Regions from separate parts of the Mus musculus genome. Here region 1 is linked to region 2. A link is a loop called in an ENCODE intact Hi-C map of the cell type or tissue named here. Cell type or tissue: left cerebral cortex. All regions are shown on one strand. Links, peaks and the distances in the headings refer to the core of each region. The heading gives the core; the rest is flanking DNA. Region 1 overlaps Phc2 (polyhomeotic 2). Region 2 holds the start of Zscan20 (zinc finger and SCAN domains 20).

What was found. A loop is a pair of places that touch in the nucleus more often than their neighbours do. Peaks named below come from ENCODE experiments on the same cell type or tissue, not always from the same donor. Only the 100,000 strongest peaks of a DNase experiment are listed, where the experiment ranks them.
Region 1: it touches region 2 in a loop (5-fold over the local background); 22 of 42 quality-filtered maps call a loop at or near these places.

What each region holds. Positions count from the first base shown.
Region 1 is chr4:128,689,888-128,704,924 of GRCm38, reverse strand. The region is part of intron 1 of Phc2 (polyhomeotic 2); the gene reads right to left. Among named protein-coding and RNA genes, the nearest start is that of Gm33712, 30 kb to the left of the region's middle. In left cerebral cortex, for the core only: CTCF peaks have their summits at 4,234 and 6,677; DNase peaks (open chromatin) are centred at 3,663, 6,317 and 6,560; H3K27ac peaks cover 2,229 bases.
Region 2 is chr4:128,602,531-128,618,630 of GRCm38, reverse strand. Zscan20 (zinc finger and SCAN domains 20) reads left to right here and starts at 8,533. Exons shown (of 8, transcript NM_177758.4): 1 at 8,533-8,637; 2 at 13,919-14,426. The coding sequence starts at 14,028. Tlr12 (toll-like receptor 12) reads left to right here and starts at 12. Exons shown (of 1, transcript NM_205823.2): 1 at 12-3,185. The coding sequence starts at 176. The coding sequence ends at 2,896. In left cerebral cortex, for the core only: CTCF peaks have their summits at 5,171 (motif pointing left) and 8,325 (motif pointing right); DNase peaks (open chromatin) are centred at 8,460, 9,268, 10,441, 10,755 and 2 more places; H3K4me3 peaks cover 1,828 bases; H3K27ac peaks cover 698 bases.

The sequences.
Region 1 (15,037 bases), core at 33-8,032, 90 kb before region 2:
TCTATGGATTCTGTCACCTAGGGTGGAAAACACTTGGAAAAATTGTGTCAGGATTAAACATATATGGAACCCCCCCTTTTTTTGGCTAATTCCCAAATAAAACAGTACAAGCTACTTAGCATCCCAGCTTGTTAGGCTGCAGAGGACATCTAGGGCTTATTTGGAACACATGGGATGATGTATATAGGTTTCATGCATTTACGCAAGGGGCGTAAGCAGTTGCAGAGCTGAGGGTGGCTGGGCAGTCTGAGAACTGTTCTGTGGCTCAGCCAGTGAGACTGGATAGGCGCACCCCAGCTTTCCAAGCAGGCTGCCACAGGGCCACCGGTGAACTCAGGCTTTTGTTGAACATTGGTGTCGTTTTTTTTAGAGAGAGGATCTTTCTATGTAGCTCTCTGCTGGCCTCAAACTCACCATCCTCCTACCTCGGCCTTCCCAACACTCAGAGCTCAATACCCAGCTCTCAACTGAGGCTTTGAGTCACTAGACCCCAGAAGAATATGGACAGGACCGGTTCTTTAGGACACTTTTGAAATCAGGCGTGTCTGCTCTGAACTCTAAGTCTTCTGCTAGAAGCAATGGAGGAGAGGTAAGGGAGGAGGGCTTCTGGCACAATCTCTCTCAGGTAGGGATCACCTTACACCCCTCCAACTTCTTCATCTTTCGATGGAGAAAATGAACACCTGAACTTATACCAGCTCTACACAGCCTAGGTAGTGAAAGAAGTGAAATTTTAAAAATCTCCATCTCTACCAGGGGTTGTGAGCCCTTGGGGGGGAGGGGTGTCAAATGACCCTCCCTCTGGTGTCCCTAAGATCATTAAAAAAAACACACAGATATTTACATTATGAAACAGTAAAAAAATTACAGTTAGAAAGTAGCAACAAAAATTATGTTATGGTTGGGAGTTATCACAATGTGGGGAACTGTATTAAAGGGCCGCAGCATTGAGAAGGTTGAGAACCACAGCTCTGGAGGACAGAATGGGAGAAAGGCAAATCAAGAAATGACAGAAATGGCTGTTTTGTTCTGAGAGGCTAATGAGCCTCAGGTGTTTGCAGTCTCTGCTCTAAGTCCTCTCCATGCCCGAGGGACTCAGTGTGGGGCAAGTTCTACCTTGGGTGGCTAACTAAACTCTGCTTTGAACATTTGATGGACTAGGGTCTGATTCTTGCTTTAGGCAGTTTCTAGTTGGGGACCATACACAGCACCCTGTTTCTTTCTTTCTTTTTTTTCTTTTTTTTTTTTGGTTTTTCGAGACAGGGTTTCTCTGTGTAGCCCTGGCTGTCCTGGAACTCACTCTGTAGACCAGGCTGGCCTCGAACTCAGAAATCCGCCTGCCTCTGCCTCCCGAGTGCTGGGATTAAAGGCGTGCGCCACCACGCCCGGCTGCACCCTGTTTCTTAACCCATCAAATGTGACAGTCCACGAAGAACAAAGTAAAAGGCCATGCCAAGTGCCAGCAAGCTATCACCTACTCAGTCACCTCCCCCAAACGCCAACTGCTGCCATGGTTATGACACTGTCCCTGTCTGGTTCCCATTGTCTGGTTCCAATAAATCATGCTTCCCCCACGACAGGTTTGATGCAGTCTCTAGTAATCTGATGTCCTAGCCAGGAGGGAGAACCAGAAACTCCTTCAGAGGCCATTTGGTGGTCCAGATGTGTGCCCTCACCATCACCATTTGGTGGCCCAGATGTGTGCCCTCACCACCACCATTCTGTGAGCCAGATGTGTGCCCTCACCACCACCATTCTGTGAACCAGATGTGTGCCCTCACCATCACCATTTGGTGGTCCAGATGTGTGCCCTCACCACCACCATTCTGTGAGCCAGATGTGTGCCCTCACCGCCCAGCCTCACAAGCCCAGTGCCTCGATGGAGAAAGCTTGGGAAAGAAGTGAAGAGCGGTGGGCGAGGTGCATCAGGCCTGAGTGCAAGCCCTGCTTTTGATATTTCATTATCTTTCTAAACCTTCTCTCTATTCTTTCCTGTTTGCAAGCGCATGCACGCGCACACACACAACCAATATCTTATCTATCCATCCATCCATCTATCCATCCATTCATATATCCATCTTGTTTATGTATCATCTGTCAGAGACATCAAACCCTCTCCTTGTAGATGACACCAAATTCATAAAGGAAGATAGTATTTTGCATATTAATGAAAACACTGATTTGTGTAAAGAACTGAACCAGATGTTAATGCCGTCTCTCAATCTGAGGTTGACAATCCTCAAGCCACTTTCTTCAGACAGTTTCACTGTGGCATTAAAAAAAAAAAGAACAGGAAGGCAGCTGAAGAAATGGCTCAACAGGGGGACTGGCCAGGCGAGCCTGAGGAGCAGAGTTCGGATGCAGCACCCACATAAATGCCAGAAGGATGTGATGGCCTGCCTGTGCTCCTGGAGCCTTCGTGGCAGATACGGCATCTCCACAGCAAGCTGGCGAGCCAGGCTAGGTAAATGGAGCTCTGGGTACAGCGAGAGACCCTGCCCTACACATAAGGGAGATAGAGTAATTGCACCTGATGTCAACCTTCAGACCTCACATGCATGGGTATGTGAAGGTCAAATGGCAGGAATGTTGGAGGTTGGGAAGCTGATGCCACTTCCGGGTGGCAAGTGGGTGCTTTGTCAAATACCCATTGCTTGTGACCTGGACCACCAAGCAGGTTCTCCTTGAGGCCTGTCTGCTTTTACTGCCACAGAGGTCCCTGTCCACGAATCCCTCGGCCCCGCCTTGCATTGGAACCAGGCTTCATGATGGCTGATCATTTGTTAAGGATGCCTGTGGACGAGGATGAGATGCGTGGGCCAATGGCACAGCTAAGCCAGCAAGGATTTCCTGTACCTGGCTCTGTCGAGATCTGCCATATCTATATTCCAGGAACAGAAGTCTAGGCTGATGAAAAGCCATGCAACACTCCATTCCTGGCCTTGCAGGAACTGAAAAGCTAGCTATCAAGTGAAATTTAAAATATATATTAAAATTATTTTGTAGATTATGTATGTGGTGGGCCTAAATGCATATTTGTGTTCCAGCAATGTGGGGGTCCGGGGTGATGTTGGGCACCTTCTTCATTTCTCTTCATCTTATGAGGTAAGGGCTCTTACTGTTCTGGCTAGTTTGGTTAGCCAGATTGCTCCAGGGATTCTCTGTATTCCACTCCCATGCACCAAGTTCTGGGCGAGCCATTATACAGGTGCTAGGATCTGAGTTCTAGTCCTCACGCCTGTGCAGCAACTGATACAGATGCTGTCTCATCTGTAGCCCACAACTATGACCTTGGCTAACCAGGTAACGATGGCAACCTCCAAACACAGGCTGCCCCAAAGGGTCGTTATCTCCCTTTTCCTAAATGTTGATCAAAACTGGGGTTCAGTTCACGTTCTAAGACATCACGCCAGGTGTGGTGGCACATGCCTTTAATCCCAGCATTTGGGAGGCAGAGGCAGGCAGATTTCTTAGTTCGAGGACAGCCTGGTCTACACAGTGAGTTCCAGGACAGCCAGGGCTATACAGAGAAACCCTGTCTTGGGAAAAAAAAGTCTTTGCTTTTGGCTGAACAGGTGCTGCAGAGTGTGTACTCAGGCCCTGTTGTCAAACACTAGTGGCATTCCTCTGTGGAAACACTGCCAAGTAAGAACAGCATGGCTCCCACGCAAGACTGACACTTCCCTTAGCCACTGGGGACACAGCTGTCTCCTACCATTGCTGGCCAGAGCCCACCCTTCTCTGTTGGCCTTGCGCATGGCTTCGTACCCCCACCTCCTCTCGTTGAGGGGCTCGTTTGGTTTTGTTCCCTTGACCCCGGTCCCCGCTCTCTGTGACACCTGTGCTCACGTTCACCCTCCACTACCCATGCATCTATGGCTGCACCCTGCTCTGTGTCCTCCTGGTGCGCATGCTCCTCCCACTGAGCGCTCTGGAAATAAAGCGTGCTCCCTCGTTCCCACTTTCCCCCTGTGTGATGCATCCTGCCCAGCTCTCAGCCCACTAATGGGCCCCTTCCTCTCAGTCTGATTTGTCTTCCCTCCCTCTCACCCCTCACTGACCTGGCTCTGGTTCTCTGAGACAGCATCCCTTACTGCTCAGCCTCCTCTCAGGATCCCTCACACAGGCTGGACCAAGCACATGTCTCCCACATGCACACACTTACTTGCTCACTCCCGCTACAGCGCATGCTCACTGATGATGCACTGTCTCTCTGGCTCCCTCTGTCTGAGCTCCTGCTTTTAGTAGCTACAGCTGTCTTCCCAGATGCATGCTCTTAGGGTCTCTGTGGACCACTCATGCAGAGGACAGGGAAAGGCAGGCCAGACTGGTTTGCACACCAGCCTTTCAAAGTGTGCAAAAACACTGACTACACTCAGGTGTCAACCACCACCACCACCACCTTCTGTTTTAGAATTCCTGTGACCATTAAGCAGCAATTCCTTCCCCACTGTCCAGCCGCCCCTGGTGGTCTGAGATCTGCCTTTATGAATCTGCCTTTTCTAACATCTTAGATGAATGGAGCTACATCTTCTGTCCTCTTCACAATGTTTTAAACATTTATTCACATTGTATCATATGCAACAATTGTATTCCTCTTTAGGGTTGACTAATACTCCTCTTTCTATATGTGTGCACATCTCTCTGTGTGTATGTATATGCATGCATATATTTGCATATATATGCATATGTATTTGCATATGTGCATGTGTGTCTCTCTGTGTATACCACAGCTTGCTTCTCCATTCACCTGCCTATGACACTCAGGTTGTTTCCACCATTGGCAACGGCCACTGTGCACAATGTTGTAATTCTCTACTATGTAAGAAGCAGTGAATCATGGGGCAACTCCGTGGGGGGAAATGTGGACATCCAGATGTTCTTGTGCCATTTGTTGAATTACCAGTGTTTCTGTGACTCACAGAGGTCCCCTCAAGCTACCTGGTATATGTCAGGACCTGTGTTGATCCTTCCTGTCTTTCCCACTTCTACACGCTGCAACCCCTCGGGCTCAGGATTATTGTGACTGACCTGAAAAATCTTGGTTACCTGGCAGTATCTCACCCCCGGGCTTACTGTTGTGGCTACTGACGCTGTCCCTGTCCCCCGAAATGCCTTCCTTCCAGTTTTCATTACCATACTGTTCAGGTCAGCAGTGCAGGTGAGTCCTGGGGAATAGCATGGAATGCTGCTTCCTTGAAGTCCTCCCCCTTCATAGTCAATCATTACGTCGCTTAAGCCATCCAATGGGAAGGCTGTTGGCACAGTTGGTGATTGCCTGTCTCACATTCATAATGGCCTACTGCAAGGAAGTCATGTTCTTGGTGTCTGCTCCTGTACCCATGGTGTCAACTGTACCCCTGCATGCCTGGAGCTTCAGGCCCTGCTCCTTCTGCTCCCTGAAAGCTTAGTTTCTGCCTCTTTTTAGAACATAAACTACTCATGGTTTCATCATAGCTTTTACCTGTGGTCTCTAGTCTACCCGTAGAGATGGCTCAGTACCACTGCCTGTTTACTCGACAGTAGATGCTTTGGGTATACTCATGACTACTGTGAGAGTAGTTATTAATGTCCCATTTTGTCAATAAGAAATTATCTAAGCCAAGTGTTCTGAGGCAGAAGGATTACTGTGAGTAAAGTGTTAAATGATGAGTTTGAGTTAGCTTGGACTATAGAGTAGTAAGATTGTTTCAAAATATAGATATAGACAGAGACAGATGGGGAGGAGCTATCTAATTTATCTAAGGGCATCACAAAACTGGCAGTCCAAAGCCAGGTGTGTTGACCTGGCCCACTGTTGCAGTGACACTGGGCCCAGTCCCTGTCAGAACATACCAGAGCAAAGTAATGGAGATTACTCGGCTGAATCCTCTAATTACTGTTTATCAAATATTTGTACAAAACCATCCTTCTACATCATTTATACATACACGATATTACACATATGTACCCATCAAACAGTTCCAGAAATCAGACATTACCACAAACTCCCTTGTTTTTCCTAGACAAAAACCAAGGCCTAGTTTCTGAGGAAAAGAATGATTTATTCAAGGTAACATGGCTTTGACTCTTCTAGGACCATGGGAGGGATGCCCAGCAGCCAGGGCTAACTGGACTTACCCAGCCAGAGGGCTGGGACTCATCCTGAGGGGAAACCAGAAGTGAGTTGGTCTCCTCATGCAAAGAGCGTGGAACACTCCGGCAGCATTCAACTTCTGCTTCTACAGTTTGTGTGGCAAAGCTTCCATCTCTCCCTCCTCACACGTTCCTTCTGCCTCAAAGCTTGGGGTGGGTGGGAAGCAAAGGAGGCCTCCTGGAGTTTTAGCTAGGGCTACTAACGTGCCTGTCTGTGGACTCTCGTTAGGGCCTGCCTGCCACATGAGAAATATGAATCTGTACATTTCACAGCGCCCATGCTTTAAACATTTATCCACTCCTCCTCAATTTCCTCTTCCTAGTCTCATTCCCCTTTCTCTTCCTTCTAATGACTGCCTTATTCCGTCCCAAGGCCACCCACCCCTGTGGACTCCCACTGTGAACCACAGCCAAGTCTCACTAATGGCTGACAGCCAGAACTAGAAATATGTTTTTCTCTGGTTCCAACTCACTGTGTGGTTCTGTGTGAGGCTGAGCTCCAAAGCTGCCGTTCCTGTTTCAGTCAGGCCTCCCTCCCAACCACAAGGGACCACTTTGAGCGATGTGCTGACTGGAACTGGCTTGGATAGCGATCTTATTACAGGTCTCTGAGGCCTACAGGGCTTGAGACCCGGCAGCTGGAGAAATGCTGATGGTTCTGTCCTTTCAGGAGCCGCCAAGTCTAGGAAACACTAGGCCTTTGTCCCCAGGGTCAGGGAAATCCATTTGCTGTGGATTATGGCTGTGATGGTGTTCCAGGGAGGCAGAGGGGGAAGATAGTGAAAACAGCTCTTAAACCCTCACCAGAGACCGCAGGTCCAGCGGGATGAGGCTTTCTAATGGGATCAGGGCTTGACAGGAAGAGAGAGGTCTAGGGCCCCCCCCCCCCACAATGGCTGCTCCTGGTACCAGCATATTGGCCTCTGTGTAGAGTCTGAAAAGGCAGCATGAAGGGTTCCTCCTGGGTGCCTCTCTCTTCGAGGGGGGAGACAATGATTGAAAATTCAGTTCTCTAGACTGAGGGAGCTAGGGGAGACCCCCTTCCACCTCCAGGTTGCAGGGTGAATCCCTACACCCCCATCCTTCGCAGAGCTCCGGCAGCACTGTGAAGGTACGGAGGCACTGGGCAGCTCAAACCTCCCTCCTGACCTCCCTCTGTGCCTGCCGTGTCTCTTACAAACCTAGATCAAGGTAAAGAGAACAGGGAGATGGCTCAGCGGATGGAATGCGTGCCCAGCAAGCTCAAGGGCCTGAACTTGATCCCTAAGGACCTAAAAAGCTGGACGGCTCACCATGCACCTGGAACCCCAGCACTGGGTGGCAGGGTGCAGAGAGGGCAGGATCCCCGCCCGGGCTTGCTGGCCAGCTAGTCTAGTCAACTCAGCAAGCTCCCAGCTCAGTATGAAGCCCTGTCTTAAAAAAATCAAGTGGATAAGCAATAGAGGAAGACACCTGACAGTGACCTCTGGACTCCATGCACATGCATGCGCCTATACACATGCACTCATACCCCCCCCCCCCCCCACACACACACACAGGAACACATACACACATGGCGGGGGTGTATGTAGGTAATCAAAGAAAGTAAACCAAGTATATTAAGGAAAGGCAACAAGACAGAAGTGTCAGAGGCATAGCTAGAGCAGACCACTGCTCTAGCAAGCCAGACAATGACCTCATAGCAAAACACAAGAGCGTGCGCTCACATCAGCAGCCTTTTCCTGCTGAGGCCTGATATTTCTTGGTACCATAGAAAAGGCAGATTCTACCGAGCGTTTATGCTCCAACCTGGTGCTGATTTGTTGACAAGCATTCGCAGAAGAAAGAGAAAGATTTGATCTTACCCCTTCTGGGCTGGGCTGGGGAGTAAGGTGTGAGGGCGGGGTTTGTCTTGGCTCAGGAAGCTTCAGTCTCATGGTTCTGAGGTGGGCCAGTCTCCCTGAGGTCTTTAGTGGATGTGAGGAGTGAAAAGAGGCAAGGACTGGTGAACATTGCTGTAAGCCAAGCAGCAAACCAGAGAGGCCAGAAGGACTCAGAGGAACAAAGTTCTCTTCAGTTTCAGACAACCTTGTTGGTCACGGCAGCCCTAGAAAGTATTAAAGTGTACTGCCTACATCTAACTCTCATGAGCCAAACGAGGTCAGATGAAGCTTGTAGGAAAATTGCAGAGACATAACTCAGTCTCGCCAATGTAAGGGCCCTGTGGGTCACATCAGGGGGTCCCAACATGTGGCCTCAGGAGGGTTCCCAAGACTGTCAGCTCTCAGGCCCCACTTCAGACCCAGAGAAGCAGAGATTCCAAGACTGGGGCTCAGCAACTGTGTCATGACCAGCCATGCAGGGTTTCTGATGCACCGAAGGCTGAAAGCCGCTGTCAGAAGGCCACTCTCAGACCTCTAAGAGATGAAAGAGGAATGGCCATGTGCCTGAGATGGTCCACATGAAGTGCCTCAAAAGTGCTAAGTTAGGGGACTGAGAGAAGAGACTTAACAAATGGAGTGTCTCCCCTGATAGAAATGGAAGAGCAGCTATGCAAAGGGGCACAGAGCTGGCTGCTCTCAGAGACATTCCCAAGGCATCTGCCCCATCTGTCCCATGCTGCATGGTCCAGCGTTCTGTCTCCCATTACCCTTCACTGAGGCCACTCCCTATGTCCCACCTCCCTAGCAGAATCGGCTTTTCCTGTGCCAGCCAGGAACATGTCTGTTCTTCCTAGAGCCCAGCCTTTGTCACATTTGTCTTCATCCATCCTTTGTCACATTTACTCAGTGTGCGTGTGCACGTGTGTGTGTGTGTGTATGTGTGTGTGTGTGCATGTGTGCACTCACATGCACACTGTAGAGTCAGAGGACAACTTGTTGGAGTTGGTTTTCTCCTTTTATTATGTGGGTTTTGGTCACTGAACTCAGGTCACCAGGCTTGGTGGCAAGTGCTCTTACCTGTTAGGCCATCTCCTTAGCCCTCCCTATCTTTGATCTGCCAAGAGGCCAGCTGACTTTCCCAGCAGGTGGTGACTGGTATTTTCATTTACACTGGACACTGTGAATGGCTAGCAACAGTGGCGTTGGCTGTGTGAAGAATAGACCTGAAGTCCTGCTGATACATCTCACTCCTCAAGAGAGCTCTCAGAGACACCAAAGCACCCGTGACACTATTCTGTGATCGTGACGCCTTTGAAACCTTGAGACAGCATGGACACATTTACTCAAGTTGGTGGTCCTGATTCAGGCTCAATGAACAAGGCCATTACATATAAAGTTTGACTTGGGGAAGGAGTAAGGAGACAGACAGGAAAGAGGTGTTGATGTGATGGCTGTAAAGACCCAGTTACTGTGCAAGGCACACACGGGAGATCCTGCTCAGGCAGCCTGGCCTCCAGCCCAGGCTGCACCATTAATTAGCTGGGCTTGAAGCATCAGCACCAGCAGAGATGATAATGTCCTACCTCCTACCTCACACAGACTCTGCCAAGATGAACCAGGACGCGTAGGCCTAAGGAAACATTTTTAAACAAAATTGACAAGAATTCAGTACAGTATGAGTTCAGAAAGGGGGAGGGTTGAGATCAGGGAGTGAGTGTGAAAAGGGCGGAGTGCACATACATGCGCTCGTGCCAAGTCGAGCTCTTTCTCACTCATTGTCCGGTTTTGCAAAACAGATAGGGTAGCAGCAAGACACCACATTTGCTTGAATGAGTACATATATGCTTTGAGACAAGGTCTCATTATGTAGCACAGTTGACCTGGGACTTGGTCTCTAGATCAAGCTGGTCTTAAACTCAGAGAGAGAGAGAGACACACACACACACAGAGACAGAGAGACAGAGAGAGACAGAGAGAGACAGAGAGTGCCATCTGCCTCTGCTCAAAGGCATACACCACTGCACCCCAAGAGTATAAGGTTTGGAGAGCAGCCTGGCCTGTGCACTGAGTCCCGAGCCTTGCACAGACCAGGATGATGCAAGACCACTGAGCTCTGTTCTCAGTTCTACCTTTGCTTTTTGAGACAGTCTCTCCAGGCTGGCCTTATGCTCACTCTGTAGCTCCAGCAGGACTTGAGCTTACAACCACCCTCCCCAGTCTCTGGAGTGGCTACAATTACAAATCTGTGCACCACCATGTCTGGCTAGAGTCAATTTAAAAAAATGAGTATGGGTGTTTTGTCTACATATGTCTCTGCACAACTTGCATGCCTGGTCCCCAGAGGCCAGAAGAAGGCATAAGATCCCCTAGAACTGAACTGTTGTGAGCCACCACATGAATGCTGGGAATCTTCCTCTGGAAGAGCAGTCAGTGCTCTCAATTGCTGAGTCATCTTTCCAGCCCCAGTTAATTCTTTCTTTTTAAGTAGCCTAGTAGAGTTGTACATTTTTGGCACATAGACATCTTAGTAGCTAATGCTATAAAAGATCACTGTAAGATTCTCTCTGTATTGAATCTCCCTATAAAGTATACAAACATGTGTATGCACACACATATACACATATGTACATATATGAACACACACACACACACACACACACACACACTCCTAGTATTTCTAGAACCTGCATGATCTGCATTCCAACTTGGCTTTGGTCTGGCTTGGAGCAGGTTAGCCCAGACAGGCTAGCCTGCCCCTGCTGTGTTCCCACAAGCCTAAGTGGGACAGGGATCGAGAAGCACCCCATTGCCAGGCTTGCAGAACAACCGTTCCAGGGCTCGCACGTTAGTGTGGACATTTTTGAGAAGCCCTCCTTTCTCTTCCTGTCATACCTATCCCTGGACCACGGCTCAGTCTCAAGTGGCCTACAGGGTCACCTGACATTTTGTAGTTCTTGGGGGGGGGGGGAGCTGACAAGTTTGCTGACTCTAGAAAGGCAAACACCAGGGACTATGTTGGGGTACCCTGCTGTCCTATGGCCACGGGGGTTCTACCTCAGATCCTGTAAGACTGTAAAGCTTAGCCCTTTCCAACACTAGGAGGAGATGGCAGGGTCAGGGCTGGGAACAGATCCTCTGGACAGACACACTGCAGGGATAAATGGGCACCTCTAAAGCCACGCATGCAGATGTGAGGGATTGCTCCTGGGTAGGAGGCCACCATTCTGGGACTGGCATAGTGAAGGAAACAGCTCTAGCCACTTGCTTAGAGACAGGAGCTGTACTATGCGTGATCTCATTTGGTCCTCCTGCCAGGCAGAGGGGTCACTCTATCACCGTTCTCACAAGAAAACAGAGGAGGACTTCCCCGAGGCCACAGAGTCAGGAAAAGCTCGTGTTGTATTTGAACTTAGTTCACATACCAGATGCAGGCTCTCCTGTGCTTGCTACAGCATGGGCCAGCTGGTGCTTATGAACTGGGCTCCTACAGCCTTCTGTCTAATAACAGCAGTCTCAGGAGAATCATCCCAGCAAGGTCAGGCCAGGCCAGGCCAGTCAGTGCCAGCTCTCCCAGGTGCTGCCTGCTCTCCCCCACCCCCAAACTACACTTGGAGAAAGAGTAGGGAGCGTGTAATATTTGCTGGCTCTCTCTGTTCCTAAGTATTCTCACACAATACATAGAAAGCTGGTCACAGAGCCGTCCACATGACCCTTGCTGTAACTGAATTCAAAAGCAAAATAATAATAAAATAAAAGCTGCCCAGCAGTGCTTTGGAGGGAAGGGACAGAGGCGGCCTTTCTTTCCTGAATCTCCACACACTCTGGGCATGGAGTCAGAGAGTCAGTATGCCATGTAAGAAAAGAGGAGGAGCTTAGTCTGAGAAGGCTGTTGGATTCTTGCTACTGTCCCAGTGGGGATGCTGTGGACAGGTCACCCAACCCCTCTCTATGGGCTCTTTCCTTATCTGTAAAATGATGCTAATAACACTGACGAAGAGTTACCCGGAAAATCCAAAGAAAAGGTGAGCTAAACACAGAGCCCCAGGCGCAGCACAAACACACACTTAGTTGAAGCATCCCCACCCCCTTTCCCCTGCCTCGGCTTCTCTGTGCTGCTGTGGAGCAGTGGTTAGAGACAGGGAACAAGTTCCCAGAGAGAATAGCACCAGCCCCAGATCCAGCTACAAAGCAGAGCATTCCAGAACAGCCCGAATGAGGTGCGTGTAATTTGATGCTCTCCGGGCTGGCTTGGACATGAACTTTTTACCAGACCCTCAAAGCCTAGGAATTTTCTTATAAAGGAGAGAGAGGGAGGGGGAGGGGGAGGGCGAGGGGGAGGGGGAGGAGGAGGGAGAGGGAGAGGGAGAAGGAGAAGAGGAGGAGGAGGAGAGGAAAGAGAGAAAGTATGAACAAATGATCTCTCCCTAAACTGAAGGCATATAAGACTGAGTGTATGTGTGTGCAGGTGTGCATATGTGTGTACGTGCATGCGTGTGTGCATGTGACACACGTGTCACGCATTTTCTCATGAACATATGTGGTCTGAGAGAAGTGTGAGACTGGAAGCTAGTCACTCATTCATGCTTCCAACTCTCCCACACTCTGTGCCAGCTGTCTTTCAGATGCCCAGAGTGAGGCTGCTCCCGGAACGTTCTTTGCAGGCTACTTCTCATGTGGTGGTTGGGTTATCAGCACTCAAGGCGACTGCCTGAAAACTATCAAGGCGACTGCCTGAAAACTACTGCACATCACACTACAAATAGCTGGAAATCTGAGCTTCCCTCTTCCACTCTCTCCTCCCAGCCTCCTCTTACATTGGCTCAGTCCATTAGCAGAGGGCTCAGCCCTCCGAAGGGGCTTTCTCCTGCTCTGCTTTGCCCCAGCCGCTTCTCATGCCAGTTAATCACAGCCCTGAAAGTGATCCCAAAGGGCAGAGGATGTGGTTCAGTTGGTACAGTGCTTGCCTAATGTGCAGAAACCTCTGAGTCCAAGCCCCCAGAACCACATGAACTGTCGTGGCTACAGAGAGTTCATTGCCACCCTGTGATACACAAGAGTCTGTCTCAAAGGTTAAAATAGGGGCTGGGGAGATGGCGCAGCAGATAAGAGCACTGTAGGTTCTTCCAGAGGACCTGGTTTCTGTTCCTGGCACCCACATGGCAGCTCACTACCACCATAACACCAGCTCCAGAGGGTCGGACACCATCTTCTGGCTTCTATGGAGACCAGGCACACACACAATGCGCAGACATATGGAAGTAAAATACACAAAACCCCCAAATATTTACATTCTTCTTTCTTAAAGTAACTCTTTAAAAATTAAGCAAATAAATAGTTCACAATTTGTAAATCCAGCTCTCAGGCCTCTTTGTACTCATCTGCCTCAAGTTATAGTGTTTAACCGCAGTTAATGTTCCTGCATGTCCAGGAAGCCTGTGGTCTACTGTGACTACCAGCCTTTCTTCCCTTAGCGTCATTGTTGGCTTTACCCAGACCACCAGTTTACCTCCAGCTTCCTGGACTCCTATGTGCTCCCTACTATCTGCAGGAGAATGGACCCACTGGGGTAGAATCAATATTTCACTGTTATCTGTCAACTACAACTCTATACCCTACTTCCTTTTTCATACTTATAAACAGCAAGTAGCTAGTTTGGACTGAGTCTCTGGGAAGAAAAGGCAGAGAGACTGGGGTGGTTAGGAAGCGGAAAGTGGACAGACAGCTCCCCGGACAGACAGTTCCCCGTGAGGCTGCTTTCTTCCCCGTGGAGCTGTCTGAGCAGAGCTGTGGGCCAGGCAGGTGCACATCCCAGGGGAGTGTCCCCCAGGCCATGCCTGCAGCCTGCTGTCAAAGACACTTTTCTGGACACCAGGAATCCACCTGAACAAGCTGTATACTCCTGCAGTTTATAGCTCTGCCATATAAGGATGTTTTAAAGGCTAATAATGCTATTTGTTTTTTAAGGTGTGGGACAAGCCCAAACTGGTTTTACTAAATAAAGAAAAGAGAAAATTGTGTTAGTATGAACTTCCTGATGTTCCCCCATCCGCTTAGAGGGGAGGAAATCACTCCTTTCGCATGTGGGGAGGGGCGCCGAGAGCTGACTCTTTCATGAACCATCCAATTAGCCCACTCACGCCCACTCATCCAGGCTTTCCTCATCTTATGTACTTGGTACTGGATGGGGAACAAAAGCGATTGACTGCTCTTGAGGAAATGACCAAGTGAGGTGCGAAGCAAGATGAATCCACAGGTGTACCAGCGGTTAGACAACTTGATGTGGTTTTGTTTTTGTTTTTGTTTTCCCCACAGAGGGCCAGGCAGTATATAAGCTAAGCTTTGCGGGCCGCATGCAGTCTGGATCGTATATTCTCTCTCGGCTGCCTTCCATTTAAAAGTGTACGGTCTGTTTTTAGCCCGAAGGCTTTCCACTAGGTGTGCAAGACAACTTTTAGCTCAGTCAGCTCAGGTTTTGTCTTAGGAGGCTTCTTTAGGCAGAGCCAGGAAGGATCATCCCAGGTGGGGTTCAGGCTGTTGTTATAGATCACCCCATTAGCTTAGAGCTGAGATTTGCTGAATGGGCTCTGTCACTTAGATAACTGAAAGCGTAAACTTCCTGGTCCACAGTGGTCTTTTAGACCTGAGCATGCATCAAAATCAGCCAATTAGCCCAGTCCCTCCCCCCAACCCCCCCCCCCCAGCCCGGAGTTCTCATGTGGCCTCCAAGGGCCAAGCCAGACTGTATGAGCAAGCTGGGCTGAAGAACTGAGACCCGAGAGGGAGGAGGTTTAGTGGCACCAAAGAGGGGCCTTGACCCTGACCCCTGCAGTTATGGATGGCTCTCCCTTCCCAGGAAGGCTCTGAGTCTCCTTGGGCAAGATTTGTGTGTGTGTGTGTGTGTATCTTCCCTTCAACATCTGTGTTGGCACTCATCCTGTCTAGCTTCTCAAAAATTTACATATTTTAAACCACGTCTGCAAAAACGGCTCTTATGCAATGTGCCTAGTATGTATCCTCTGATAGGGCAGTACTTCTCGTTT
Region 2 (16,100 bases), core at 3,555-11,554:
CTCGAAGCCTCAGTGCTAAGTATCTCCAAGTCGGCCTCCTCACTTCCCGGCTTCCACAGTGGCCCTTTGACGGTGCTCCCGGACCTTGCAGGTACTCTGAGGTGGATGAGAGTATTGGTAACCCGGAGGCATAGGAGTCTAAAGTCCTCTCAGCTCTGATTCCTCTGGTGTAGAGATGGGCAGGTACTGGCTGCTGCCAGGTCTCCTCCTTTCCCTGCCTCTGGTAACTGGGTGGAGCACTTCCAACTGCCTGGTGACCGAAGGCTCCCGACTGCCCCTGGTCTCCCGCTATTTCACATTCTGCCGCCATTCCAAGCTATCCTTTCTTGCTGCATGCCTCTCCGTGAGCAACCTGACACAGACCTTGGAAGTTGTACCTCGGACTGTGGAGGGGCTCTGCCTCGGTGGTACTGTGTCTACTCTGCTTCCAGATGCTTTCTCTGCTTTTCCTGGTCTCAAGGTCCTGGCACTGAGTCTGCACCTTACCCAACTTCTGCCAGGAGCTCTCCGGGGTCTGGGACAGTTGCAGAGCCTCTCTTTTTTTGACTCTCCTCTTAGGAGATCTCTCTTTCTACCTCCTGATGCCTTCAGTGACCTGATTTCCCTCCAGAGACTCCATATCTCTGGCCCTTGCCTGGATAAGAAGGCAGGCATCCGCCTGCCTCCCGGTCTGCAATGGCTGGGTGTCACGCTCAGTTGCATTCAGGACGTGGGAGAGCTGGCTGGTATGTTCCCAGATCTGGTGCAAGGTTCCTCCTCCAGGGTTTCGTGGACCCTGCAGAAGTTGGATCTGTCATCCAACTGGAAGCTGAAGATGGCTAGTCCTGGGTCCCTCCAGGGTCTCCAGGTGGAGATTCTGGACCTGACAAGAACACCACTGGATGCCGTGTGGCTGAAGGGCCTGGGACTTCAGAAACTCGATGTCTTGTATGCACAGACTGCCACGGCCGAGCTGGCTGCTGAGGCTGTTGCCCACTTTGAGCTGCAGGGCTTGATTGTGAAAGAAAGCAAGATAGGATCTATATCTCAGGAGGCTCTGGCTTCCTGCCACAGCCTGAAGACCTTGGGTCTTTCAAGCACTGGCCTAACCAAGCTTCCACCAGGCTTCCTGACTGCCATGCCTAGGCTTCAGCGACTGGAGCTGTCCGGAAACCAACTGCAGAGCGCCGTGCTGTGCATGAATGAGACGGGAGATGTGTCAGGACTCACGACTCTGGATCTGTCAGGCAACAGGTTGCGCATCCTGCCTCCAGCCGCCTTCTCCTGCTTACCCCACTTGCGAGAGCTGCTGCTTCGGTACAACCAGCTGCTTTCCCTGGAGGGATACCTATTCCAGGAGCTCCAGCAACTAGAGACCTTGAAGCTGGATGGAAACCCCCTGCTTCACCTGGGTAAGAACTGGTTGGCGGCTCTGCCTGCATTGACCACCCTTAGCTTGCTAGATACCCAAATACGGATGAGCCCAGAGCCTGGCTTCTGGGGAGCAAAGAATCTGCATACCTTGAGCCTGAAGCTTCCCGCTCTCCCTGCTCCGGCAGTATTGTTCCTGCCCATGTATCTGACCAGCTTAGAGCTTCATATAGCCTCAGGCACGACGGAGCACTGGACGCTGTCCCCAGCGATCTTTCCTTCCTTGGAGACCTTGACTATAAGCGGCGGGGGACTGAAGCTGAAGCTGGGGTCCCAGAATGCTTCTGGGGTCTTCCCTGCTCTCCAGAAGCTCTCCCTGCTTAAGAACAGCTTGGATGCCTTCTGCTCCCAGGGTACCTCCAACCTTTTCCTCTGGCAGCTCCCCAAACTTCAGTCCTTGAGGGTATGGGGTGCTGGAAACAGCTCCAGACCCTGCCTTATCACTGGGCTGCCCAGCCTACGGGAGCTGAAGCTGGCGTCGCTTCAGTCCATAACCCAGCCCCGTTCGGTGCAGCTGGAGGAGCTGGTGGGTGACCTTCCACAGCTCCAGGCCTTAGTGCTATCCAGCACAGGCCTCAAGTCACTGTCGGCTGCTGCTTTCCAGCGCCTGCACAGTCTCCAGGTCTTAGTGCTAGAATACGAGAAGGACTTGATGCTGCAGGACAGTCTGAGGGAGTACAGCCCTCAGATGCCCCACTATATATACATTCTGGAGTCAAACCTGGCCTGCCACTGTGCCAATGCGTGGATGGAGCCATGGGTTAAGCGGTCCACTAAAACGTACATATACATAAGAGACAATCGCTTATGTCCAGGACAAGACAGGCTCTCTGCTAGGGGTTCCCTTCCCTCCTTTCTCTGGGACCACTGCCCCCAGACGTTGGAGCTGAAACTCTTTTTGGCTAGTTCTGCCTTGGTGTTCATGCTAATTGCCTTGCCTCTCCTCCAAGAAGCCAGGAACTCTTGGATCCCCTACCTGCAGGCCTTGTTCAGGGTTTGGCTCCAGGGTCTGAGGGGTAAGGGAGACAAGGGGAAGAGGTTCCTTTTTGATGTATTCGTGTCCCACTGCAGGCAAGACCAGGGCTGGGTGATAGAGGAACTTCTGCCTGCTCTGGAGGGCTTCCTTCCAGCTGGCCTGGGCCTGCGCCTCTGTCTCCCCGAGCGTGACTTTGAGCCTGGTAAGGATGTAGTTGATAATGTGGTAGATAGCATGTTGAGCAGCCGTACCACACTCTGCGTGTTGAGTGGGCAGGCCCTGTGTAACCCCCGATGCCGCCTGGAGCTCCGCTTGGCCACCTCTCTCCTCCTGGCTGCCCCGTCCCCTCCAGTGTTGCTGCTAGTCTTCTTGGAACCCATTTCTCGGCACCAGCTTCCGGGTTACCACAGACTGGCTCGGCTGCTTCGAAGAGGAGACTACTGTCTGTGGCCCGAGGAAGAGGAGAGAAAGAGTGGGTTCTGGACTTGGCTGAGGAGCAGGCTAGGGTAGCCATAGCCAGCACTGGTGTGGGGTGGTGCATGTGAATTTTGGGGTGGGGTTGGGGGAAGGGAAGCAAGCCTGCCTGTCAAGGAGTTGGTGTGTTTGTAGGTGCAGGGTCGGGGACAGTGGGTCTAAGAGGCTGAAGTCAGCCTTTTGCAGCGCAGGAATCCACGTGCTGTGAACACAGGTTTTGGGGGGCCTGGAGGTTGAATGAGGAAAACTGAGAGATGGAAGGTGTCCGCGGGGTATGTGACATTCCCAAGATCTTCAAATCCTCAGTAAACTTGCTAAATTCATGAAATGCGTGGCATGGTTGAACTTTTTATTTAGTAGAAATGCAAGGGGCAGAAAGCAAAGCGGGAAATGAAGGTGGAAATTCATGGGCACGCTAGGAAGGAGGGAAGGCTTTCCTAAGCTACAGAACTTGGGGCCAGGTCAAGTTCAGCCTGACCTTCGTGCGCCAGTGGGTCTTTTTGCATCAAGTGCCATAGAGGCTGTTTAGTTTCACTTCTGTGCATGTGATAAAACACCCAGGCCAAATCAACTTAAAGGAAGAAAGGGTTTTTATTTGTTTGTTTGTGGTCCCCTCCTCAACAATTTCAGGTTGCACTCTGTCGAAGTGGGACGTCAAGGCAGAAATTCAAGGCAGGCTTGCTTGTTATTTCACACAGCATTATCGTCCAACCAAGGAGCTCACTTCACAGGCAAGAAGTACAGCAAGAACCATGGAGGTGCCACTTGCGAGCCGGCTTATGCTCAGCCTGCTTTCTTATCGGGTTCAAGGCCACTGCCTAGGATTGGTGTGGCTAACACTGGATGTGTTTCTCCAAATGACAATCAAGACAAGTCCTCCCACAGACATACCCCCAGGCCAATCTGTTCTAGGCAATTTCTCAGTTGCGATTTTCCTCTCAGGTGACTTTAGGCTATGACAGAGTTGACAGCTGAGGTCCAAACAACTGGGAGGCAGACAGATCATTTCTCCTTCCGGGAACACATGAAGCTGTGTTCTCATGTAGTGCATCCTCCTGAGCCTCAGAGAAACACCGTCACCCTGGATGCTCCAGCTGTATGGCACCAGCCACGTGTGGCTCCCAGAGCACCTCGCTCTCGAGAACCCTCGCCCCCGGGCCTTTGCACATTCTGCTTCCTTACGAACAACACCTTTCCCTGAGCACCTGCACAACAGCCTGTAAGGTTAAGCTCAGCCATCAGTCGCTTTCTCCAGAGGTCTGTGCTGAGCTCCCAGCCTGGGACAGCATTTTGGAAGAAAGTACTATATTAAGATTTTTCTCTTTTTCTCCTCCTCTCACCCCGAACCCCAGCCTAGCCTAGCTTTGGATCTCTCTAAGTAACCGAGGATGGCTCCGAACTCCCAATCTTCTTGCCTCCGAATTTCCAGTGCCAGGATTATGGGTGTGTGGATTATCTGGCCCAGCTTTATTTTTCTTTTTCTCTTCAAAATCGTACCTATCTCTGAAGCTAGATTGCCTACTTTTTAAACTATGTGGCTTTCGTATGTTAGTTTGTACCTCAGTTTCCTGCTCTGTAAAATGGAATAGCACCACCCCCCACCCCCAGTATTTTGTGAGACTTAAATGGGTTAATGTGATTGAAAGAATAAGAAAACCACCCAGTTTATCACACATGTGTTCAATAGGAGTTTATTATTACGGGACTGAATTCATAATCTATATTCGATGATAATAATCCATACTGTTCTTGACAAGGACCTGAGTTTGCACTAGCAACTCACTTTGGGGCAGGTGCTCATTACCACCTCTAACTCCAGCTCCAGGGAACCTGACGTCCTCTTCTGGTCTCAGAGTATACTGGCACTCATGTGAACATGCCAGACTTAACACATGCACGTAATTAAAAAAATAAGAATCCTAAAAAAATTAAAACGATGTTTTATATTACTACATTTGTATCATTTATAAGCAAATACTCATATGTTGGAAACATGTGCCCTGGAAGTGTGTTTTACGGCTAGGAGTACTTGATCCTGTGAGTTTGGAGACTGGGTCCTGAAGCAAAGACGAAGACTGATGTCTTTATCCTCAGAGCCTAGTCCTGTCAGCGGAAAAGATTCACATTGGCAAATGCAGCATGCCGCCAAAACAGGCAGAACCCGAGGTTTATTCTGGCTGGGATTTGGTCTCTTAGGGATTATTTTATTTTATTTTTTTAAATTTCCACTTCTAAAAGGCTAGGTTTTAATTAGACAAAGGCAAAGAGACATCTTACAATCCCAGGCTGGATTTAGGGTGAGGTGCGCCCTCTTGTGACCTAATAGCATATTTCTCTTTCTGCGCACTAGCTCCGTTTGTTTCAGCTCCTTAGGATAGAATGGCTGATGTGGAGGTCTCACAGGTCCCTGCAAAAGTGTCTTTCCACTTTCAGACGCAAACACTCTATCCAACACACTCAGCCCACTCAGCCCTCCTTACGGTGTCAATGTTTACCCAAGTCCTTAGCTTCTTCTTCATGAAATGTCAGGCAGCAAGCAATGTAACTTCTGGGGTTTTAGGATTTCAAATTCCAGCCTTGGTACTTACTGTGCATATGATTTTGAGCAGGCTAATTTATTTATATCTCTAAGCTTCCATCCTTTTCATAAAATGGGGTAACAGTACCAACCTCACAGAGCTTCGGGAACAATTGAACAAGGTGTACTAATGTAACCTGTTAATACCAGCACACTACATACGCTAAGTAAATCACTGATATATTAAGCAATGAATCAGAAGCCGGGTGGCAGTGGTGCAGAGGCAGAGGCAGAGGCAGGTGGATCTCTTGAGTTTGAGGATAGCCTGGTCTACAGAATGAGTTCGAGGACAGCCAGGATTACACAGAGAAACCCTATCTCAAAAAACAAAATAAAACAAAACAAAACAAGTCAGAATATAATTTCTTTTCTTTCTTTTTTTCTTTTTAGTTTTTTTTTTTTTTTTTTTGAGACAGGGTTTTATGTGTAGCCCTGGCTGTCCTGAAACTCACTCTGTAGACCAGGCTGGCCTTGAACTCAGAAATCCGCCTGCCTCTGCCTCCCAAGTGCTGGGATTAAAGGCATGCGCCATCACTGCCCGGCTAGAATATAATTTCTAGCTAAGGAATTTGAAGTGAGTTACTAAAACTAAGATGTAGAATTCCCCCAAATGCAATACTAGCTGACGTAGTGAGCCCTTTCCCAATGCTAGCTACTGTCAAATTTGCTCAAGTTTCATGGGTCTCAATAGAAATAATAGCCAGTAGTCGTTCAACCTTATGAACGCCAGGAGGGAGACAAGCTCTTCACAAACTTTGCATATTTTTTTCCCAACAACACTCAAAGGAAGATTTCAGTATTATTACACCCATTCTCCAGACGAGGAAACTGAAGCCTTAGCAGTTTAGGGGAGTATCTTAGTTTGGGATTTCCATTGCTATAAAGAGACACCATACACCAAGGCAACTTTTATAAAGGACAACCTTTAATTGGGGCTGGCTTACAGGTTCAGAGGTTCAGTCCATTATCATCATGTCTGGAAGCATGGCAGCATCCAGGCAGGCATGGCGCTGGAGGAGCTGAGAATTCTTTTTTTTTTAAAAGATTTATTTTATTAATATATGTAAGTACACTGTAGCTGTCTTCAGACACTCCAGGAGAGGGCGTCAGATCTTGTTGTGGATGGTTGTGAGCCACCATGTGGTTGCTGGGATTTGAACTCTGGACCTTTGGAGGAGCAGTCAGGTGCTCTTACCCACTGAGCCATCTCACCAGCCCGGAGCTGAGAATTCTACACCTTGTTCTGAAGGCAAACAGAAGACTCTTTCCAGGCAGCTAGGAAGAGCGTCTTAAAGCCCACCCCCACAGTGACACACTTCCTCCAACAAGGCCACACCTCCTCATAGTGCCACTCCCTGGGCCAAGGATATTCAAGTCACCACAGGGAGGTAGCACAATTGATAAGGTACCTGCCACATGTTCAATAAGGGTCTCAGTTCAGGTCCTCAGCATTCATATAAAAGCCAGGAGTGTCAGTGCCATAGGTAACGCCTGTACTGGCAAGTGGGATGGGGAGGCAGAGACAGGCAGATTCCCAGAGCTCATGGGTTAGCTAACCTAGCTGGATCCTTCAGTTCAGTAAGAGACCCTCACTCTAGTAATCAGGGTGGAGAATGCTCCAAAAAGGGCATTCATTTTGACCTCAGGCCTCCACAGGCACATGCACCTGCATGCACAGTGCATCTATCCACACAAACATGTTTACAAAAGAGGCGTTTGGAGTTTGCTGGAGGCTTTGCAGCTAGGGAGTATCAAGGCATAGATCCCACATTGAAAGCAAGTGGCTGGACTCCATGTTTTACCTACATATTATCTTTAATCTCCCAGGAACCTACCCTGAGATGGAGGTTTTGTTCTGTCACCTAAATTTTACAGCTGAAAAAAAAAAAAGACAATCGTGATGGAGTTGTTTGTTTGTTCAAGGACATACAGATGGGATGTATGAATTGGGGTTTGAATCTATGGCTGACTGACTACAAGACCCACATTTCCAGCTTCCTATTAGATGGCTCATACCTCAAGAGTATTTACAGTGTTTATCATAGGGTTTCTATTGCTATGACAAAACGCAGTGACCAAAGCAACTTGGGGAAGAAAGGGTTTATTCGGCTTACACTTCCACGTTGTAATCTGTCACTGGAGGGAGCCAGGATAGGAACTCCCACAAAGCAGGAACCTGGAGGCAGGAGCTGATGCAGGGGCCATGGAGGAAACGCTGCTTACTGGCTTGCTCAGTCTGCTTTCTTACAGAACCCTAGACCACCGGCCCAGGGGTAGCCCCACCCACAATTGCCTGAGCCCTCCACTATCAATCATTACGAGAAAGTCCCGCAAGTTCTCCCATAGTCCCTCTTATGAAGGCATCTTCTTCACGGAATCTCTCTTTTCTCTGATGACTCAAGCTCGTGTCAAGTTCGCATGAAACTAGCCAGGACCGTGGAACAAAGCAACTAAGTATTACACTAAGATTATTCAGCTACAGGGATTAACGTGTTTCTGACACCCAGGGATTCAAACTCCGTAAGACTAATTTACATAAAAATGGCTAGTATCTGCTATCTATAGTTGGATCCTGGATCCGAATTAACAGTTCTAGGTTTATTGCCTCACTGATGCCTCACATAAACCTGTCACATGAATGCTATTATTCTTACTTCACAAGTGAAGAGGTGAGATATAGAACTCTGCCAAACCACTCAACTAAGTTGTGAATTTGTGAATTTGAAATTGTAGTTACAACAGACAAACTCTCTCTTGCCCAATAGATGGTCACTGTATTCACCCTCTTTCCTTTTTTTATTATTTTTCCCTACTCTCTCCAGCTCAACCCAGGGGGCCCCACGCTTCTTCAGTAGACCCCGACCCCACGCCCTTCTAATCTAGACTCCACCCAGTAGGCGGCACCGTCACCGCAGAACCAATGGAAGAGAATAGTATCGAGCTACACCCCCCCAGGCATTGGCCCTGCAAGATTTGTTCCGGTACCAGAGCGCCTGAGAAGATGAGGCACTCATTGGCTGACGTCATCTGAGAGGCGGCCGATAGAGGAGTGGCCACCGGTGCTCGCGCGTTGCCTTTTGGGAGTTGTGGTCTCAGAGATCGGGTTCCAGGGCTGGCGGCGCTGGGACTATGCGTCCCAGCATCCCCTGCAAGAGCCCGGGAGCACTTCCGGCCTGTTGAGAAGTGGGTGTCTCTGTGGGTGAGTCTGGGTGGCGGATGGGGTGCAGTTGAGAATCAGGCGCTGGGCTGGAGGCTTTGGAGGTGGTGGTACCCGCGGGGGAGGGGAGCTGGGAAGGTGAGAGGGGAAAGCAAGCATCGTGGCGTGTGTGTGTGTGTGTGTGTGTGTGTGTGTGTGTGTGTGTGTGTCGGGGCGGGAGTGCGGGCGGGCAGAGGCTGCAGCGTGTGGAGATGGGCAGGGTCACCGAGGGGTCGGGATGAAGAGTGAGTTGGAGAGGCGGGCAGTGAGACGGGTCTTACCGAGGTCTGTGGGTAAGGTGGTAGAGATGCGTTTTGGCTGTGAGGGGAAGTTACCTTAGGGTCTAGAAAAGCACAATCAAGGGAAGAGAGAACTCAAGGGCCCTGGCAAAGAAGTGAAGAGGCCCTGAGCGGAAAGTCTGACCTTAAAATAGTGCTTCATTCTCGACACCTGCGTTCATGTCATCTGTGACGGGACTGGCTATTGTGTTCAATCCCAAACCTGTACTTCTTTCCTCATAACTGATAGAAGTGAAAGGCATCTTTATCTACTGACCCGCCCACCCTCGACTGACCCGCCCACCCCTGCTGACCCGCCCACTGACCTACTTGTTTTACCAGCTGATTCCACCTGCGCCTGCATTCTTCTTCATCCACGCCGTTTGCTGTACACTGTTCGAGGCTTGCCATTTCTTTAGTATCTCTTAAAATGACCTCTGTCTTCCGGGAGCCTCTGCAGAAGTGTCCACATTTTCATTTCTCCAACTCGGAGAAACATTGCAGCTAGTGTGATCTGTTGAAACCCTCAACTGTATACCTTCCGTTTGTTCTCCAGCTTGGAATCCATCCCTGGCATGCAACACGTGTTGAATGGAATCTGATCTAGTAGATTCTTCATAATGCTCTTTGCAGCCCACTTTTCCCATACTGCACGCTCCGGGGCTGCCAAGGTGTTTCCCATTCTCCAGGTGGGCCATTTTGCTTCTCTACTATTTCATAGCCTGCCTCTCTGCTGTAACCTCCCTCCCCCATTCTCTCTGCGTTGTACTCAAGAACCAAATCAACAGTTCCTTAAGCAAATTGCCACCTCCAACTTCCCAGCTCCCAAATCACACTTTCTTTATGACATTGGATTAATATAATTATCTGTGACTTTTAAATTTATTAATTATCATTATTATTATTTGTCTCTTCCACTAGATAGCTTCATCAGGGCAGGCAGTGTCTGGATCATCTCCATTTTCTTTGGTCCAGCCCAGAACAGCAGACATCTAATGTAGATCCAGCAAATGAGTAAAGACTTGGTGAATGTGGGCTAAAGACTCTCAGGGGGAGCTTTGTTAGACCACGTTTGAAAATGGCTACGGACTTCCAGGGCTGTGAGCTTCAATCTTCTTCCTGACATCGATATCTGCTGGGAGCTGAGGTTGTTGGGGGCTTAAGGACAGTGTTGGCCAACACATAGGGATGCATACAGCGGCTTCCTTTACCTGAGGCCCGGCAGCCATTGCTAATTGATCACAACATATATCCATATGGAGCTCATTTCTCAGCAGACTCCTCTAGGTAGCTTCCCCCATGATGGAGGATGGTCGGCTAAGTGAGGCCTATCTGCCACCCCCAGTTCCAGTCCTTAGATGCGAGTCTCCCCTCTTACAGCCATAGATTGCATAGTTAGCCCAGTAGGACTGACAACCATTGGGAGCTCCCAGCTGCTTAGAGGATCCCAACCAATCTGGTCCTCTCTCTGGACCGAGGGAGCATCTTCTCTCCTCCTCTGTTGTCACAGGAGTGGGTGGAGGGGGGGGGGGAACTTAGCTCCGCATTCACATCCAGTACCCAGTTGCCAAGGCCCCGCTCAGCTTCCCTGTGGTAAAGTGGAACAACTTAAAAAAAAAAAGGTTTTTGTTTTTTTGTTTTTAAATTAAATGTGAGAATTTTATACAGTGAATTCTGGTGGCCCTGATTTTGATTGAGTACCCTTTCATCATTTGGGGACTCTGCACCCCTCCTAAGTCTTTCTGGGAACTGGAAGTGAAACCTTTGTGATTTATTTATTCAGACTTCTGTCTGGAATAATGCTGTAGGAAAGACACGCTGCTTCCATTCAGTGCCAAGAAAGGCTCACAAAAAGAAAAGCAGGCGGGGAGTAGCGGAGACATGAGGAGTAGCACCACAAGAGGAGACATAGTGGCAGCCCACGTGGGGTGAAGTCCCTCACGTGTCTGAAGCAATTCTGGCCGTTGCCAGCATGTGAACTCTAGAGGTCTGGTTTCTCTTGGAGAAGACTGAAGAACCGGGGACGTCCTGGGCTCGCCGTCCTCTTAGGGCTCCACGATGGGTCACAGTCCCTGCCCGTATTTACTTTTTCCGTTTCAGGCTCGCTGCCTGCTTATTCTATTCTTGTTTCACAAGTTAGCCTGTGATAAGAGCTGGGTAGGACAGGAGGCTGTCTGACCTGCACGGTGTGACACAGCAGCTAAGAGGCAGAAGTCTCACTCTTCCATGGATGTTCTTGTCTGTCTCCCGTGGCATGATTCTAGCAGGTAGGAGGATGTGACGGGATTACGGAAAATGGTGGGAGACTAACCTGGGCCTAGGTCCTAGCTCAGACACTTGGTGGGTTTAGGACTTTTTCTCCCCCCTCTCTCTTTTCCCCCCTCTCCCTACCTTCTCTCTTTGAGAAGTTCTGTTTCTCTCTATACATCATAGCTTGGGAGTCCTTTGTTAAGGACTCAGTGAGCACTCAGTCTTGGCATAAGCTCAGGTTTTCTAGTGTGACCACGAGGCAGAAGAATTGGAGACAGCCCGTTTCCATTCTGGTCTTCCTGGGTCATGGGTGTTATAGGTCAGTGACGGTCCCTCTACTTCCTTGTCTGGAGGATTCTGTGCAAATCTAGATGGAGAATGTTTAGGACTGTACTTAGTGTGGATAAAAGGCACCTCTTGGAGGCCTCGGTGTATCTCTGGAGGCCTCAGGGCTGGAGAATGCTCTTGCCACGCTCCTGACTGACAGTGTGGACCTCCCTTCCCCCACCGTAGTCTAGGCCATATGGATAGATCGATATATGATTCTGACAAGGGTTTCTTCCATTTGTTTGAAATGAACTTTTGAGGTTTTTCGGATCTCTCTCCCCCAGAAGATGTCCTCGGCTCTGGCTTGGTGACTGGTGGCGTCATTGCCTGGCGGGTGTCTCCTTTATGCAGGAGTGTAGGAGTCTTTGCTTGCCAACTTACTGTCTGTTCCTAGACTGTAACTTTGTGAAGGCTGAAGGGACTTTCTGTCCCAGCCACTGTTGGATCTGTAGCTCCCGGTACAGTGCAGGGCATATGGTGGGTATTCTGTGAATGCCTGACAGGTTACTCCTTGTGTATGACAGTGACAGATTGTGTGTTTGGATTAGTGTGTTGGGAAAATGTGTGTTAAAAAAAGTTATGAAACATTAATTCTTCAATATAAATCATGGACATTCTAGACTTTTGATGTAACAGATTTACATATTTAATACAAGACAACAAAATCTCTAATGGCACTGGTATTTGTTGTCTATGAGGCTGGGTCCCATACTGGCCTGGTATACCTCAGTGCAGTGGCACTGTCCATTGTAGGGGTGGGTGGCTGCAAACCATGGGTGAGCATTTATCTCAGAGCCATGTATCAGCTGCTTTGGGAGGAGCAGGGATGGTGGCCGGGCATGATAGAGCACACCAAGGAATGCCTGGAGGAAGTGACATGTAGCCACATGTAGCAGAGGGATAGCCAGAAGTAGCCCGGTGGCCCTGTGTTCTCTAAGCATCTTCCTACGTACATGGAAGTCTTTTTGGCCAGTCTCTATCTTTTTGTTTTTGCTTTTGTTTTTTGAGACAGGGTTTCTCTTTGTAGCCCTGGCTGTCCTGGAACTCACTCTGTAGACCAGGCTGGCCTGGAACTCAGAAATCCGCCTGTCTCTGCCTCCCAAGTGCTGGGATTAAAGCGTGCGTCACCACGCCCGGCTTCAGTCTCTATCTTTTGTTACCCTTGCCTCTACCCATCCTAGTCAGATGGCCCAGAATACCAGATGCTGCCATCCTTTGCCTCTGGTCCTGCTGTGCCATTCCTACTTGGATGCAGCCAGTGGCCTCCTGTTGGGTGTGTCTTATGCCATTAGACTTTCGACGACTAGCTTGTTTTCTAAGAGAACCCAGTATGGGTGTCATCAGAGAGGCTGTACCTCCATAGGTGCCAACGTGCACGTGTCTCCACAGAGTGTAATAAAAGATAGTGCCACGGGAAGGTGGGAGTCGGGGAGAGAGGAATCTTTTTGATGTGGGCAGGCCACCAGTTGTCCTTTGGCTAGTGTGCTCCGGTCCTCATGAGCTCACAACATCACTGTCTGCTTTGTTTTCTCCATGCACTGAGTACTGTGCTAGAGCCTTCAGAAGCTGTGGTCTGGGCACTGTGGTTATTACAATAGGGTGATCATGGTTGCAAGGGAGAGCATGAGATGCCACAAAAGCTGGTGACCAAGGACAAGTCTTGTATCAGGGAGCATGTAGTTTTTGTGGAGCTTGCCACAAAAGATGGCAACTAGGATTTTATTGTTTATTTGCTTTATGTATGTATGTATGTATGTATGTATTTATTTTTTGCTATTGTAGCTCAAGCTGGTCTTAAACTTAGAATCTTCCTGCCTCGGCCCCCTGATTGCTGGGGAAGGTACATTTGGTTTTGACCCATTGAATATGAGGTATCTAGAGGACAGTCAAGTGGAAATGTTGGAGCCATGAGCTATGCAGACAGCTTTGGCTGGAGTTTCGAGAAACTTCAATTTAGAGATGGTGAATGATATCTGGTGTGTGGGGTGACTGGAGAGTGAGGGGGGGATTTTGCCAGATGACCATCCCTAGACGAGGACCAAGGCTCAAGTTTCAGAAGGCAGGTCTCATGGAAAAGGTGACCCTCTTGGGGTCCGGCTTTGGGGAAGGTTGGCTTTGGAACCTGGTGTAGAAGGGAGGAAGGCCAAACTAGGGTCAAAGCCCAGAGGTCCAGGGTTCTTGGATTAAACATTTAGGCATGTCCCAAAAGATGTAGCATGGTGCTGTCTTCTTGTAAAGGGAACTGGGTGCTGACATTGGTGCCTGATCACGGTCTCACTTCCTGCCCTTTGCAAAGCAGTGTCTCAGAGAAGCCTCAGAGACACTTCCACAGACTTCCACAGAGGTTGTGGAAGGTATGAGAGAGGCGAAGGAAGCAGTGTTCCTGGGTCCTCTCCCTCACCGTGCCCTTTGTCTTTCTACCTTCACAGTCTTGGGGAGCTGTCCCCGCCAACCCCCAGGAGCCCCTTGAAGGACACATTGTCAATGCAGGAAGCAGCCAGATGAGACAGCTCCGCTGAAGTGAAGCACCCGGGCCAGATGATGGCTGTGGCCTCACCTCCGCCAGAGCCGGAAGACCTCCTGATTGTGAAGCTGGAGGAGGACTCGTGGGGATCAGACTCCAGACCCGAGAAGGAGAGCCACAGCCCCGTCCCTGGCCCCGAGGTTTCCCGCCGGTGTTTCAGGCAGTTCCGATACCGGGATGCAGCTGGACCCCATGAGGCCTTCAGCCAGCTCTGGGCGCTCTGCTGTCGTTGGCTGAGACCTGAGCTTCGCCTCAAAGAACAGATCCTGGAACTGTTGGTGCTGGAGCAGTTCCTGTCCATCTTACCCAGGGAGGTGCAGACCTGGGTGCAGGCACGACACCCCGAGAGCGGAGAGGAGGCGGTGGCCCTGGTGGAGGATTGGCACCGAGAGGCCTGGGCTGCCGGACAGCAGGTGAGGCTAATAGTCTGATCTCTAAGAAGCTGGCTAGGCAAGATAGCAGGCCTGAGGTTGAGTTAATAATTGCCCCCAAATTGCCATAATAGCCATCATTGAGCACCTACCGTTTCCTGAGCCCTGCCGTGTAGCAGGTAGTATTCCAACCGTTTGACTTGCTTAATTCATTTAATTCTGCCACAGATTAATAAGGTGGGTCGGTACTATTAGCCTAATTTTACTAGTGAGGAAGTGGAGGCAAAGAACGGATAGATAATTTGTTCAAAATCACCAGCTACTGGATTATAGAGGCAAGATTTGCACTTGGCAAGGCCTGACAATGGTGTGTGCCTAGCCACCATTGAGACTGCCTCCCTGTACCATTCAGTGTGCCTCCTCTGTATTATACTGGATGTTCAACCCAGTCATCACCCGTACCGGGATCTCTTTGGATGCTTACAGCAGCCCATAGACAGAAATAGTTTTACCTTCTCCATTTTGCAGTGTAAGGTTCTAAGACTCAGAGGGTTCATGGAGGTCACTTGGAAATGGAACCAGAGCCTAAACGCCCCATCTCTGGGTTTCAAGGTCATGCATGCCTTTTCTACTACAGAACTAGCGCCTCATCTGCAAATGTGCCGTTCAAATGCCTCCAAGGGTGAGGCTCAGGTGAGCACCCACGGTGCTTCAGGCCCTGTTCTGAGCCTCTCACATGTGCACCTCATTCAGTCAGCCACTGGGTGCTGTCTTTCAAGTGAGCTAACAGCAAGGTAAGTAACTTGTCTGAATTTGTGAGTGGTAGAGCGGAAAAGGGGAGGGGCCTTACGGATCCCACCTCTGGAGCTTCAGCAGTTTCCAAGCAGCTCTCAGAGCCTATGATGTCATGTGTCATTTTCCTATGGCCCAGAATTAGGATCCTGCTTGCCGCTGCCTTGTAGAGTCAGCCCCTGTAGCCGGCTTCAGGCTAAGGGGCCCTTTCGGAACTTGCACCTCAAACCCTTTTGGCTCTGCACTTGTTACAGTCAGGAATCCCCATGGCCTCGTACTCGACCACACTTGGTTGTGAGGATTCTGTGTTTGAGAATACGTATGCTGTGAATGACAAGGTTCTCTGTCCATTTAAACTGTAAAGCTCTGTACAGATGAGAGAGTCAGGCGAGGGAGGGCCAAGGTTGATGGCTCTGCTCCTGGGCTCCTTTACAAACTGACAGGAAGCTGTCATTTCCCATCAGAGAACAGAGCTTGAACACATGCCTCTTAGTAGACATCCCCACTCCCTCTACCACCTTCCCAGACCCATGCTCTGTCTTTCAAGAAGCCTTAAGTGTCAAAGAAACAATGGAAGCCTTGGGATTTGACCTGGAGGATGGGGGACGTGAGACCCCTGAGATGGGGGACGTGAGACCCCTGAGATGGGGGACGTGAGACCCCTGAGATGGGGGACGTGAGACCCCTGAGATGAGGACTGACTTAAGGTGTTTTCAATGCTCCATCTGTGAAATGAGAAGGCAGACGAGGCTAGTTTTTCAAGTGATACCCCTGTGAGGTGGCCAAAGGTTGAACCCCTCTAAAATAGAGAGAAGACATAAAACAATGGTGTTCTCTCTGGTCCCCCTTGTCCATGACCTCCACTTTTACTCTCCAGCTTCTCTGCCTGCTCCTGGGTCCTCACGTAGTGGTACACAGGGGAGC